Linked DNA regions of Homo sapiens: regions 1 and 3 are each linked to region 2. Evidence: chromatin loops called from intact Hi-C (ENCODE). Cell type or tissue: endothelial cell of umbilical vein. All regions are shown on one strand.

The links. Peaks named below come from ENCODE experiments on the same cell type or tissue, not always from the same donor. Only the 100,000 strongest peaks of a DNase experiment are listed, where the experiment ranks them.
Region 1: a loop joins it to region 2, with 2.0 times the contacts of the local background. A loop is called at or near these places in 1 of 110 quality-filtered maps.
Region 3: it touches region 2 in a loop (4-fold over the local background); 1 of 110 quality-filtered maps calls a loop at or near these places.

Annotation. Positions count from the first base shown.
Region 1 is chr13:59,630,633-59,635,632 of GRCh38, forward strand. No RefSeq gene overlaps it. Among named protein-coding and RNA genes, the nearest start is that of DIAPH3-AS1, 380 kb to the right of the region's middle. In endothelial cell of umbilical vein, no CTCF peak of the experiment used is centred here; a DNase peak (open chromatin) is centred at 2,839; H3K27ac peaks cover 1,638 bases.
Region 2 is chr13:59,457,798-59,462,797 of GRCh38, forward strand. No RefSeq gene overlaps it. Among named protein-coding and RNA genes, the nearest start is that of DIAPH3-AS1, 550 kb to the right of the region's middle. In endothelial cell of umbilical vein, CTCF peaks have their summits at 2,461 and 2,682; DNase peaks (open chromatin) are centred at 1,224 and 3,804; H3K27ac peaks cover 2,861 bases.
Region 3 is chr13:59,263,657-59,268,656 of GRCh38, forward strand. LOC105370223 (a long non-coding RNA gene) reads right to left here. Exons shown (of 3, transcript XR_941993.3): 3 at 2,249-2,314. Among named protein-coding and RNA genes, the nearest start is that of DIAPH3-AS1, 750 kb to the right of the region's middle. In endothelial cell of umbilical vein, no CTCF peak of the experiment used is centred here; a DNase peak (open chromatin) is centred at 3,005; H3K27ac peaks cover 1,288 bases.

The sequences.
Region 1 (5,000 bases), 170 kb after region 2:
GACATAAAAGCACTGCGAAAACCACAAAGCAATATATCAGCATAGGTCGTTGTATACCAGTAGTCATTGTTTTCAGTGGCCCTAATTGCCTTAAAAATAATGGACTAGATTTGCCCATGCCCAAAGGCCTAATTTTTGGCTCGGTTTTCTTTTTGTGCTGCTGTATTTTTGTAAGTTAAGAAACCAAATCAGCAACGTGTCCTTTGTATTTTATAGTAAAATTGCCAAACTCAGAAAAGGGAAGATAAAATTCCAAAATGCTTAGGTGACACAAGCCGCAATCCTCTTATAAAATTTCTGTGACTTTCTTAAACTCACAGTCTGCTGCTGTTTCTAAAGCTCCCCTAGCAAAGTAAAGGGTTTGAAAGAGGAATCCATGGGGGTGCTCTTTTCTGGATTGAGGAGGCACTGCCATTAGACGATGATGGCATTCTTGCATTATAATTTACACCTGCATTTCATGCACTTTATTCACTGCCAATAATTATTGAATAATTACTGTGTTCTCCTACTGAGGTCTCTCTTTGTACTCCCACTTCTTCCTAGGGTTTCAGCTAGATTGTTGCCTTTTGAAAGTTTCTTTCCTTCTGAAATGAAGGCAGGTGGTTTATAATTCTTATTTTTGAGCCAAGCATTTAAATCCGAAAGCTGTGTACCCAGTAGCCTGTCCTGTCTCCCTGGTTTCTGCATGCACTGTTTGCTGGAAGGAGAACAGGAAGTGGTTTGTCCTAGAAAGTCACTTTTGCTTAAAGACCTTAAAATTCATGTGTTTGTGACTCCCATGTTACCTATTTTCATGGAGCAGCTTCCAAATTTGCTAAGCTGATTTGAATTGAGATAAATTAGATCATTTGCAGCCCAACTTGCCTGCCAAATTCAAATTGGCACTTGAACCACTTTATCTATGTTTGGGGTTTGTTGGAAGACAAAATAATCAAGACTTAGCTACATTGAAGGAGTTTGTTTTATTTTCCTGTGTGAGAAAACAAGCTAATTCTTGCCTTTTTTTCCCCTTCTCTGCAAAAAAAAAAAAAAAATTCCTCAATTACCTAGTTAGTCTGTCTTAGTATCCATTCTCTAGGTCAGAAGAATAAACCTAAAGTACAAGACATAATCTGATTGCTTTACCTAGGTGATCTTCTGACTATAAGATCATTCTGGTGCCACGGCACCCAAGGAAAATTTTGTTAAGACTGGAATCTTTACTCATTATTGCTTTCCATTTAAAATGTATAATTAATCACAGAAGAAACTTAAATTTCTGTCACTCCTGGAAGAGTGCTTATTCTGAATCCCAAAGTGTTTATTTTGTCACATACTTTATAACCACAACAAACCTCAATAAATGGTTGAATAACAAAGCCTTCTTTAAGCCTGATTATTGGAATAGAGACAAAATCCATTCTGGAGCCCAAAACCTTGCAAACAGTATCAGGCTGCTTTCTGTTTTTACTCAACCTTAGAAGTTGCACCCAAAATGACCTAGCCCTAGTATTACAGAACAATTAAATACACAGTATTATTATAAGGCAAGCGTTATTGAATAAATGCAGATGTTGCTGAAATTGGCGGTATAATGTAACACACAGCACTGGCTTGAGAAAAGTGTTTTACACCCATTTCTTAGTCCTCAAATAAGTTCTCCATGAAGTTGGTGGGCAGAAGGCAGGGAATAATATGATCCTTTGCATTATAGCAAAGGAACTGAGCGACTTGAAATTGGTTTGGAGATCTAAACTAGACATTCAGAATATCATTTCGTTCCCAGGGGCCTCCTCAGTATGAGAAGTTTCCAAATGATTTTCTCATAAGAAAACGGATGATGATAGTCACAAGAATGTCTGAAACTTCATTTTGTTGTGTCGTAAATAACATATTCCTTGAATTATATCCCTTTATAGTACATATGTCACCTCACCCAGCTATCTCCATTGTGAAAAACTCAGATTTGGGAGAGGACAGACTGGCATTCCCTGATGTCCCTATTGTTATAAAATGTTTGATAAAGCTGAAGTCTGCCTCCAAGTATTTTTTAGACATTGGTCAATTTATTCATTTAATAAATTATTACTGAACATCTGCCACCTGCTAGACACTGCACTAGGTCCTGATAATAAAACAAGCAAAGCACAGTCTCTGCCCTCCTTTGACACCTCTGCAGCTGCTGAAAGTAAAATTAGAATCAAAAGCCAAGAGATGAGATTCATTAGACATAGAAATGACTGACCTCAAAAAATAATCTGTACAGGTTGGCTGAGAAAATGTTAAGACACATAACTGATAAACAATTATGCATGTGTTAAATTGGAGCTATTATCTAATCCAGATACAATGAATAGACATGTGGAAATAATGAACTGAATTCACTCCCTCATATATCACATATATTGTATGTGTACCTTTCCCTGCCCTCACAGAACTTATAGCACTGATTTACCAGTTTCTCTCTGTCTTTCCCAGCTGTGAAAATGTCACCACATCGATTCAATTGCCTAAACCTAATTGTAGGAGTCATCTTTCATTCTTCTTCTTCCCTCAACCTTAACCGCTTACCCTCACTCCTGGTCCTCTCAGCCCTAAACACACAATCCAGTAAGAAATTTTGCCCACTCCAAAACACACCGTGAATCTTCCCTTTTTTCACAGTCTCTACAACCACTTCTCTGGCCTAGCACTATCGTCTCTCACATGGCCCGCTGGGATAAAGTCCTGACTGGTCCCCCTGCTTCCGTCCTTCTCGTCCAAGCCCAACACACACACATCCCTTCCTGACTCAGCATCCGGAGTGAAATTCTCTTAAAAGATAAACCAGAGTGTGCCACTTACCAGCATCAAGCGGCTTCCCGTGCATATGGGATCAAATCCAAGCTCCTCTTCCTGACCTATGTGATGTAGCCCCTATTTTTCTCTCCCAGCTCAACTCCTGCTATTGTTGCCTTCATCCAGACACGCTGGCCTTTCTGTGCCTCCCATTCACTTACTTTCTTCCCAACTTTGGGCCTTTGTACAGGCTGGTCCTTCTGATCTTCACAGAGCTGGTTTCCTCATCATTCGGATCACAAAGAAGGGTCACCTCCTCAGACACCTTCTTTGACCTTCCACTCAATTTCACGTCACTACCACTGTAATTTTCCGCATACCACTTATCAAAGTCTGTGATTTACCCTCCTTTTTTGGCTTATTTGATTCTTGTTTGTCTACTACCACTAGAACAGAAACTCTGTGTCTATCTTGTCTGCTACTGTATCCCTGGGGCCTAGAATTTTGCCTGACATGCATTTGATGCTTAATAAATATATGTGGAATGAATGGATGAATGATGATAGTAGAAGAGGAGGGGGTAATGAGTACTGGAGGGAGAGGAGGTGAGGTGAAAAGGAGAGACTGGGGAATGAAAAGATATGGAGAAATGTTGGCAGAGTGAGAGACAGAGAGAGAAATTAACTGGCTTTGAGATTGAGACTCCAAGGACGGAAAAAGTTAAATGCAGCAGGAATATAAAGTGGGGTGAGGAAGGGAGTGGAAAGGTGAGAATGGAGAGGCCGGCAGCAGGCGGATCATCAGGAACTTCCAAATCCAAGAAAAACGGTTTGTGCTTTGTTCTGTGGAAACCAATTAAAGGTTTTAAGCAGGGGAGTGACAGGAACAGATTTGTGTTTTAGAAAGATCACTGTGGCTGAGATGTAAAGAATGAATTAGAAGAGAGAAGACAGAAGAAAAATTATGTTAACATAAAGGAATGGTCAATGTGGCAGCTTAAACAAAGGGGAGTCAGAAAGCAGGGATTTGGCAGAGTTTTTCCAACACTGTCAGGGAAGAGGCGGTAAATCTGAGAATCTGAGCACCCCAGTGACTACAGAGGAAGTATATAATGGCCGGTAAGAGTCTGGGTTTGGAGTCAGACAGACCTGGGTTTAACCTCAAATCTATCACTCTGTAGCTTATGTGATCTAGAACAAGCAATCAATTCTAAGCCACAATGTCCTCTTCTGTAAAATAGGAGTAATAATTGCCAGACTGTAAACTGCTTAGTTCTCTGCTTGCTATGTTTGAGTGCTAAATAAATATTAGTTTTATTGTGATACTACTAGGTATGCCCTGTGATGGGCTTAGAAAATTCTAACAGGTCACTCCATGACCTGGACAAACTAGACCTCATAGCCTCTACCTTCTTTCGATATATGTCTCTACAAATCAGGAAACTCTGATTATTAACTTGGCTTCCTAGAGCGCTGCTTTATGAGTATCTTGGCCACCAATAAAAGTATATTTCTCAATGAATAGTAAGAAGATAGCACTGTGTTTACATGTAGTTTCTGTTGAGTTAGGTTAGCTTGAGTCAGGCCCCTAAACTTATATTCATTTCTAAGAAGAACCAAACTCTGAGATGTGCTTTGCCCTGGATCAGTGGCTGCACCAAGAAGACCCACCCCTCAGAGAGTGAGCAATGGGTTATCCTGACAGTGGGATTTTGTCTCTTAACATCAGCCATTCCCAATTGTGCCACACAGAAGCACATGCCTTAAATCTGATCACTCTTCTACAGAACATTTTTGGTACTTGAAGATTTCCTGTTTTTCTTTTACTTTCCTCCTTCCAATCTTTCCTTAAGCACAGATATCCAGATGGAATAAGAAATAACTAGGGTTGTTTTTCAGTTCCCAGCTTCAAATGGATCAGGAGTGATGTCCGCTTATGCATTTGATGTGTTTTTCTTTGAATCTGTCTTTGGGGAAAAGGGTTGTATCTGTTACAGACTTAATATTTTTAGAAATTTAATAGGCTCATTTAGAGGTAAATATTTTAAACAGGCCACCCATGCGTTACATTAACTGCACCTTGCTGTGACATTGTCACAAAGGCTTCAAACCTCAGGGACTGAGAAACCTTTTAACACTCTGTTTAGTAAACGTTAAACCCTCGGTTGATGATCTGAGTTCACTCTCCCTTAGTATAGATCAGGCTGGTGAGGCGGGTGATATTTCAGTCATTTGAATGTC
Region 2 (5,000 bases):
TTCCACCAATCACAGGTCAGAGGAACAAGTCCTTAGTCCAGGTCAGCCTGTTCTAACAGCCCAGCATCAGAGAGAAGAGCCCCAGGTTACAAGGAGCCTGTCCATCCCTGAACCTCTGAAGATCTTATAAAAGCGTTAACGAAAATAACTGGCATTGCTCTATGCTCTATTGATGGGGGGAACAGGGACATTTTTATATTTTGTGTTTCATTTGATTCTTAAGACAAACCCATGAGTTAGCAAGGGTGATTATCATATCCACCAATTAGCAAATGAAGACATCAAGGCAAAAGAAATTGAGACTTGCTTCACTAGTCAGTGTCACTCAACCCTGACCAGCCATTTAAAACCCTTAAGGTCATATGGATAGTAACAGAATTGGGGATTACAATCCAGATACTCAAAATGCTAATTTAATGTTCTTTAGCCAAGCCAATCACTCTCTTCTCAATATTATCCAATTCTCTTCAAAAAAGAAAAGCTATTAGTTCCACATTAGTTCCAGGAACTGTTCTAGGTTCTGATGAATCAGTCAAGTCCACAAGAAGTTTAGATACTAGACAGGTAAGTAAATAATTATGTGATTTGGACTGTGGATTATAATAAAGATTCTTAAAAGATGCTGGGAACACAGTAGAAAAAGTTCCGTTTCTCTGAAGATGTCAATGATAGAATGTTTCAGCTAGTTCTCAAAACATGAGCAGGAGTTCTTGAAGTACAGAAAAGGCAAGAAATATCCTTGCAGAAAGAATAGGGTAAATCAAGTCACAGAAATATGGCAACTTAGAGACATTGAGTTGGGGCTGGGTTGGGGGACAACTGGAGCTATGGAAGAGTCCTCTAAAAATGAATAAAGACCATTATCAATAACCTATTAAGAACAGAGTGCCAGGTTACAGACACCATTCTACTGGCATGCTGACTAGAAATGAGAACAGCAAGTCCCCTTTTTGCTTATTCTAACCTGTCTTCGTCCAAGCTGACATCACTGTTCACCTCCCCTTCTACGCTATCCAGGAGACATCAAATGTAATTGAACATCCATAGCAAGTTCTATGTTTGCAGTGAATGGAGTCATTCATTCTGGCTACAGGATCTTCATTACAATTGCATGAAGCTTTCACTGTGGGCCATATTATGAGAGTATACTTGGTGCTGGCACAAGGAGAACTGCCTGGTAGAGCCAGTTGCAAATGTCATGTCCAGCTTTTACGCACAAAGGAAATGAGAGCTTTAAAAAAAAAAAAAATCCAACGCCCATTGCATTGTGATTCATCTTCTTCCCATCAGCACCAGGATGTCTCAGATTACATTGTCTGGCTCTCGGGAAAGAGAACTACGACAAGGTTGAAGGGAAGGGTTGCCACTGTGGAGTCAGGGCCTCTCCTCTGAGGCTCCAGCTGCAGATAGCCACGGTTCCTGCTGACAGTCGAGCCAAGGTCTTCCCGAACGATGGCTGAAAAAGCCTTTGTAAAACAGAATGTGAACCCTGGAGCCTACTGCTCCTGGTGGGAGTCGAAGAAGGGAACAGTAGGAGCTGCCTGTAATTTTCTTTGTCTGTGGCAGCAGAGCAAGGGAAAGAAGTGTCACAAACATGAGGGAGAGGAAGTGAGAGATCTTTATGCTGAGCCACTAAATTCACTGGAGGCTGAAAACCACAAAAGTAAGTTCACATAAAACACCACTTGGCATTTCACCTGGTATGTTTGAGAACTTTGGGTGCAAGGATTTTTAAATTATAGCTGTCTCATCTGTAGACAGGGAGAAATGATCTTGTCTGAAAACTTAGGACCAAGCTATGGGGCCCTGAGTACCTACATCTGTGAGGGTCTAATTAGAGAAGCAATTTATTATAGAGATTTGACTTTAGAAAATTGAGGGAGCTGGTAAAACAGTGTCTGCAAGGCCATTGTCTTTGCATTTGATGCTGGAGCTTGATGTCTGCTGGGCAGGCAGTCTGGAAGGAATGGGTGGATGTAAATCAAGTAGAGAGAACAAGGAAAAGCTCAAACCATGTCAGTTTCTCACTGTCTCCTGCAGGAGAAGATGGACTCTTCTTCACTGAGGTAAATACACACCTGGGCCAGGAGTCAAAGAAGCTGAAAAAGGATGCAGGGGAAGGCACAGCAATTGCAGGTGAGGCTGCTGCCTTAAACACCAATGAGGTGAGCAGGCAGATGAGGAGCAAGGTATTTGAACCACAAAAGCACCCGGTGGCCCTACCTCAATATTCTAAGCATAAAAAAAATATGGCTGCTGTTAGAGTTTGTGCCCCCAAAGCTTGCACAAAAATGTATCTTGTGGCACAGCTTAATTAGAAACAGACAGAGAAGGGGGTTCTAGGAAATGCAGCACAGCCCTGTCAGTTCAACATGTTACAAAGCCACTACATGCCTTCAGAATTAAGTCATGACTTTAAATGGAAGGTAGATGGCGTATAGATGTTGTATTAGTTTCCAAGGGCTGCTATAACAAAGTAACAAAAACTGGGTAGCCTAAAAAAGAAATTTATTCTCTTATAGTATTAGAGGCTAGAAATCCAAAATCAAAGCATCAGCAAGGGCATGCTACCTCCAAAGGCCCTTCAGAGCCTAGGGAAGAGTCCTTCCTTGCCTCTTGAAGTTTCTGGTGGTTGTCAGCAATCCTTGGCATTCTGTGACTTGTGGCAGCCTGGGTCCTTTCTCTGCTACTCTCTTTAAATGGCCTTCTTCCCTGTGACCCTGTGTGTCTTCCCCTCTCTTATAAGGGCACAAGTCATACTAGATTTAGAGCCCACACTAATTCTGCATGACTTCATCTTAATATAATTAATTATATCTGCAAAGACGCTATTTCTAAAGTAAGTCATATTCTGAGGTTCTGTATGGACATGAATTTTGTAGGGGACAGAATTCAATCCAGTACAAGTGTTGTAAGGGAAAATCTAGAACAGAAAATGAACAAAAATCTTTGAACAGTGGGATCAAGCAAAGAATGTGGGCGCTTATAAAAGGAGCGGCTTTGTTCCAAATAATGTGTTCAGGAGTGTAATTATGATATCAGTTAGACCCTAAATTTGTTGACATTATGTACAGAAATATCTATAAGACTCAAAGGCATGTGTTTACTGTTTTCTCATTTATCTCATTTATTTTCTCATGGAGCATACCATGTTGTTATTCAAAAGAGAAAGTATAGGCTCAGAGAGAGATTAAATAGTATGCCCAAACTATGCCATCAGAAAGTCGGCCGAGCACGGTGTCTCACGCCTGTAATCTCAGCACTCTGGGAAGCTGAGGCAGGTGGATCACATGAGCTCAGGAGTTTGAGACCAGCCTGGCCAACTTGGTGAAACCCCGTCTCTACCGAAAAAATACAAAAATTAGCCAGACATGGTGGTGCGCGCCTGTAATCCCAGCTACGCTGCAGGCTGAGGCATGAGAATCGCTTGAACGCTGGAGGTGGTGGTTTCAGTGAGCCGAGATCATGCCACTGCACTCCAGCCTGGGCGACTGTCTCTCAAGGGAAAAAAAAAGAAGAAGAAGAAGAAAGTGGTGGAGCAAGGAACTGAACTCAGGAGTGTTAGATTCCACAGGGCATGTTCTTTTATTACCCTTATCATGTAACGGTAAATAACACTCGCTAAAGTGAATGCTAGCAAACTTCTTCAGGCCATCTCTTACTTATCCTTCGACGCTCATATTAAGTCTTCTCTGAAGATTCCCCTAACTGCCCAGGACAAAGTGAATTCCTCTGATCTCCCACATTGAGATCACAATTCCACTCTTGTCCTCATTCCATTGTATTATGTTATCTATTTGCACATCTGTTTCCTGTCTTATGTGTAGCTACCATATCTTGCCACTGCAGCAGTCCCAGTACCCACCCACCCAGTGCCTTGAACATAATAGGAACTCAAATCTTGACTGATTAAAGTCCTTCAAAGAAGGTGCTTCATTTTATAAAAATGTCTAGATATGTTATTCTGTAACCTTCCCCCATACACAATTCTCAGACTTTAGAGACTCCAAACTCTTCTTTATACCAAATAAAATACTGCTACTTCAATGCAAATTCTTATTTCTTTTCTCTTTTCTGAGGATGTATACAACTGGTTTTGAAAATTTCCAAAAAAATATCAGGTAATTGTATGTGTCCATTTTTCTTTTCCTGGTTAAATAACTCAATTGATAATCTAATTTTCTGGGGTTTTTTGTTTTTGTTTTTGTTTTTTTGTTTTTTTGAGACAGGGTTTTGCTCTGTCACCCAGGCTGGAGTGCAGTGGTGTGATCTCGGCTCACTGCAACCTCCACCTCCCAGGCACAAGTGATTCTTGTGCCTCTGCTTCCCGAGTAGCTGGAACTACAGGTGCCAGCCACCATGCCCAGCTAATTTTTGTATTTGTAGTAGAAACGGGGTTTTACCATGTTGGTCAGGCTGACCTCAAACTTTTTTTTTTTTTTTTTTTTTTGGGACAGAGTCTCACTCTGTCGCCCAGGCTGGAGTGCAGTGGTGCCATCTCAGCTCACTGCAAGCTCCACCTCCCAGGTTCACGCCATTCTCCTGCCTCAGCCTCCCGAGTAGCTGGGACCACAGGCACCCGCAACCACACCTGGCGGAATTTTTTGTATTTTTAGTACAGACGGGGTTTTCACCATGTTAGCCAGGATGGTCTCGATCTGACCTCGTGATCCGCCCGCCTGGGCCTCCCAAAGTGCTGGGATTACAGGCGTGAGCCACCACGCCTGGCAATTTTATGCTATTTTTAAAATAGCATAAACAATTTTAACTATATTTAAACTATAGTTAACTATGTTAACTATACTAATGAACACACTTAAATATTTACCATTTTATTTTTGGTTTTAGGTCATCTCATAAGCTAAAAAATCCACATGAACCCTAGCCATGCTTTTGATTCTATTTTCTCCTGTGCATCTTCTCCATTTCTTCCTACCTTGTCTATAACTCTAGGAACAAGCATTTGCCTTCATTAGACTATCTCAATAACTCCCCAAGGA
Region 3 (5,000 bases), 190 kb before region 2:
TTATGTAGGGTCCCTGTAAGTCATGATAAGTAATGAGGATTTTAACTTAATTGCTATGGGAACCACTGTAGGATTTGAAGCAGGAGAGTGGTATGATTTGATTTACATTTGTAAAAGGTCATTCTGGCTGCTGTGTAGAGGAAGACTCTAGAGGGGCAAAAATATGAGGAAAACCAGGAAGCTAGTGCAATAGCCTAGGTAAAAGATAATGATGGCTGGGACTCTGATAGAAGCAGTGGAAATGGTAAGATAGGACTGTATTCAAGATATAAATTAGAAGTTGAGCCAACAGTTCCATTAGAGAATGGGCTGATTCATGTAATTCACTTGAGTAAATTTTTCAAAGAGCTAACATACTTTGAACACCAAAATTATTTTTAAAAAATCTTGTTTTCGTGGAAATCTTTCAAAATTGTACAAAACATTCCTTGATCTTCTTCTATAGAAAATTCCAACCAAATTTGCAAATTGTTACTTTGACTCAGATCCTGGTCTCCATTTTTGTCTGCCATCTGACACATTCCCTGTTAATTTCTTGAGTTTCTCAACTCCAATTACTTTCACTCCATATGTTAAAGCTCCCCTTGTTTTGAGGCAAATTTTAATTAGGATGGAAAGACTATTTTTCTATATAAACGAATCCATACATTGGCTATGCCATTTAGGGAGAAGCTGCACCTGCCTGACTGAGGTCAGCATCTGCCACCCCAGCCTGTTCATCAAGCCTTCTCTTACCAAAGCCCTCAACTTGGTAAGGTGATAAAATTATCTTTACTTCTGAAAACCAAAATTATCTTTGCTCTTGAGACACCAGCTATGTTTACCTGCTATACCCCACCAAGGTCAAAATCAATACAATCCACACTTACAAAAGCCAAATGACCATTTACAAAACCTAATCTTCATATTGAGTCCCAATTTCTAGTCCTTGTCTAGTTTTACTGTTCTCAGCTAATCCACAAAGATGCTGAGGTTTCATGGGGCCAATAAATGACCTTCCTTTCTTCCTTTCCCAGTTTCTAGATGGAAGTCTGAATTAGAAATCAAATTATCATTTACTAAGGGATCTAAACTAGAGCCTGTGGCTTGAATTTAAGGCCAACGGCTTTCCTAATATGTCCTCCTGAACTGAACTCAAACCACCACACTACAAACTCACCACCTGGAATGATGAAGGTGAAAGTGAAATTGGAGTGGGATGAAGAGCCTATAGAAAGTAAAGAAGGAAGAGAGAAAATAATACTTGATCCTTCATAAAGCTGGGTTCTGAAGAGGAACAGAGAAATGGAGCCATAGCTAAAGGGGATGTCAGATCAATGGAAGATTACATTATGAGAAGGGAAGTAATGGGATATGTTTATATATTCATGGAAATAATCAAGGGAGGTGGGAGAGATTAAGAATGTTGGAAAATGTATATATACATATGTATGTATGTGTATATATATGTGTGTGTGTGTGTGTGTGTGTGTGTGTGTGTGTATATATATATCAGAAAAGGGGGTGTCCTTGACAGTCAGCAGAGAGATTTCAGAGCCCCAGTAGAGAGATTGGCCTCCATAGTAACGGGTGGGAATGTAACGGTGATGGGGGCACAGGAATTTAGGTTTCTAGATTTAGTTGTGGGCAGATGGAGTTTTCATTCTGTTTTCTATTTTCTGAATGAAAAATGAAGTGAAGTATTCAGCTAAGAATGAGAGGGTGGGAGGTGTGAGAATAGAGAAAGTTTGAAATTAAAATCTTGCTGGGTAGAGAAGCAGAGTTACAGAGGAAATGATTTCTTAGTACTTGCGGAAGGCCCACTCGAAGTTTGTAATAATTTAAAGTGAAACCAGTCAGCCCATCCACGTAACTTTCTCCAGCAGTATTTGGAAAGCCAGGGATAGCCAACGAGAAGCTACGTGGACTCAACTAAACACGAGCTATTGTAGGTCAAGATGGAGAGAAATGGAGAGCAAATGGAGTTGAGGGCTTTTGCAAGAGCAAGATTATGTTAATTTAGTTAGCAATAATCATTGAACTCCTGTTATATATCAGTAACTAGGCAAAAATACTCAGCCAAGCTGTAGGGAGTTGTTAAGTACTGGCCACTGTCTGGGGCTTCCACCAGAACTGGGTGTAGATTTTTTCCTTAACCCAGCCTTCCTTTTTTTTCTTTTTCATGCTTCTTGGAAACACACACACACACACACACACACACACACACACCACACACAAACACAAAATTGGTAATATATATTTAATACTTACCATGTATCAGGTACTATGCTAGGCACTGTTTAAAAACATAAACTCGCCATTCCATATACCAATGCTGTGAAGAAATCATTATTATTAGTGCCATTTGCAGATAAGGAAGATGCGTACAAAGATGTTAAGAAACTTATGCAGATAACCATACCACTTTTGGAACTACTAACTTCACAGACCTTTGCTCCTACAGGTTAAAGTCTTCATGATTTAGGGAAAAAAACCTGAAATATTTTTCGTTAAAATAGTTAAAATTTCCCATTTTCACTTGAGTGTATAAACAACCATGCCATTATCTGCAGATCCTTTTGGAAGAAGTTAAGAACCTTAAACTCTGTTACAAAATTGAGTGGAATTTTTATTTCAAATTATCTAAGGTTACAAATTGAGCAGTCTTGCCTATACGAGTAATTATTAAAACTCTACAAACAGGCAAATAACTATTGCAGCCTCTTTCCTTCCTAAACTCTCTTGTGGGTGATACATGCTGAAGAAAACATTTATGCTTTACTTAACATTTTCTACTTAAGAGAAACAATCTGAATGTCTAAATTTGGGTCTGGAAAATAAACACAAATTTCCCTTCCATAATTCCTCTTCCTTCCTTCCTTGCTAATCAAACCAAGATAATGGTTCTGCCCTAGAAATTGCCCAATGACTAACAGGTACTATTGTTTTTCATATGAGAAACCACACTTAAGGAGACACCCCTTCTTATTTGTGAAAAATATTGCAAAATTAAGGAGGATCAAGAGAGTCAAGCAAGGGTGAAGTTCACTCACATTCTTGACAGGGAAATCAAGAGTTTTCCATTGTTCCCCTGTTATCTAGAAAAACACAGAATTCTTAAAGTTGAATCATGCAAAAGTTCCTTTGACTACTTATATTTTTCAAGACTATACTATATTTGAATATGTCCAAGTATCACTATCTGGAAAGACACACACAGGTCAGTCAGACAAATATTTAAAAAATGAACGGTACTTCCTTAACAGCAAAACTAATTGGTATGCATAGCACTGTAGCCAGGTTTGGTAATAGCTATCATTCACTGAGAATTCTCTATATTCTAAGCTGCAGGTTCTCAATCTTCATTACATATTAGAATCACTGAAGAAATTTTTGTTTCGTTTTAACTTTTTATTTTAAATTAATTTAGACTCAGAGTAGTAGAAAAAAATAGCACCAAGTGTTCTCATATATCCTTCACCTGCTTCCTATAACATTAACTCTTTACATGATCATGGTACAATGATCAGAGTCAGAAAATTAACATTGGTACAATACTATTAACTAGATTATTAGAATTGTATTAGTTGTCTCACTAACATTTTTTCTTTATTCAGTATTGGATTTATTGTTATTTCTTCTTAGTTTGTTCCAATCTTTGATACTACCTCAGTCTTTCCTTATCTTTCATAACCTCAACCCTTTTGAAGGGTGCTGATCAAGTTATTTCATAGAATTTCCCTCAGTGTAGGTTTTTCTGATGTTTTCTCATATTCAGAATGAAGTGATGCATTTCTGTAAGAATACCACAGAAGTGATGGGCGCTTCTCAGTGTGTCAGATCAAGGGGTTTGTGATATTAACATCCTATTCTTGCTGCTGTTAACTTTGATTGCTTGGTTCAGGTCACATTTACTGGGTTTCCCCATGGTAATATTACTATTTTTCCCTTTGCAGTTATACATATCTTAGGGATAACACTTTGCAACTCTGCAAATACTGTTTCTTGTCAAACTTGCATCCACTTGTTTTAACATCCGTCAATAGATCTTGTCTACAACAATTGTTACTGTGGTGTTTGTCTAATGGTGAGTCCTTCTACACTTAGTGTTTGGAATTCCACCTGAGGAGATTTTTTTAAATGCTCATACCTTGCCCCCACCAGAGAGCAATTAAATGAAAACTTACTAAGCATATAATCACATGTCCTCACAATAAGGCTAATAGGCTGATATTATTATAATATTATTACCTGCATTTAAATATGAGTAAATTGATACTCAGAATGACATAATAACTTACATTTTTTGTGCCACTAAGTAGTGAAGACAAGACAGAAATTCTAAGCTGCCTGTCTCTAAAACTCATGCTCTTTTCACTGTCCCATCCTCTCTCCATCAAAGTTCAGCTCATTCTTCCTGATGTTAAATTCTGCCCCATTTAAAGCCTACTCTCTCTCCCAACTTCAATCATCTGTAATTTTTGCCTAGATCATTCCAGGGTTAGACACATCTTTTTTTCCGGAAACTTTTGACATCCACCTTCCTTAAGAGTTAGGAACAGCTGTCAGCTACATTATTTGTCTTCACCTGGAGAATAGATCATTGCTGAAAAATTTGTAGATGAAAGAGTATATCTCACACACACACACACACACACATATCAAATCATTTATGTGTTTAGGATAATAAACAAATAAACAATATTTTAATGAAATATAATCCAAATGCTCTCTGAGCGAGTTAAATTCATCAGGCATTGAAACATCAAAAACTATGCATGCAGTCAGTGGTTAAGAGCAAGGTTCTGAAGCCAGGCAGATCTGAGTTAGAGTTTAGCAAAGCACTCAAAGACATTGAACATGTCTTTTAACCTCTTTAAGGTTTAATTTCCTAATTTTTAAAATACACTTCTTGCGAAGAGTCAATGAACTCTTAGCACAGGGCACAAGCAATTAGCAAATATGAGCTTTTAAAAAAAAAACCACTATAACCAAACTGCTTCTTGACAAGAGACAAGTGC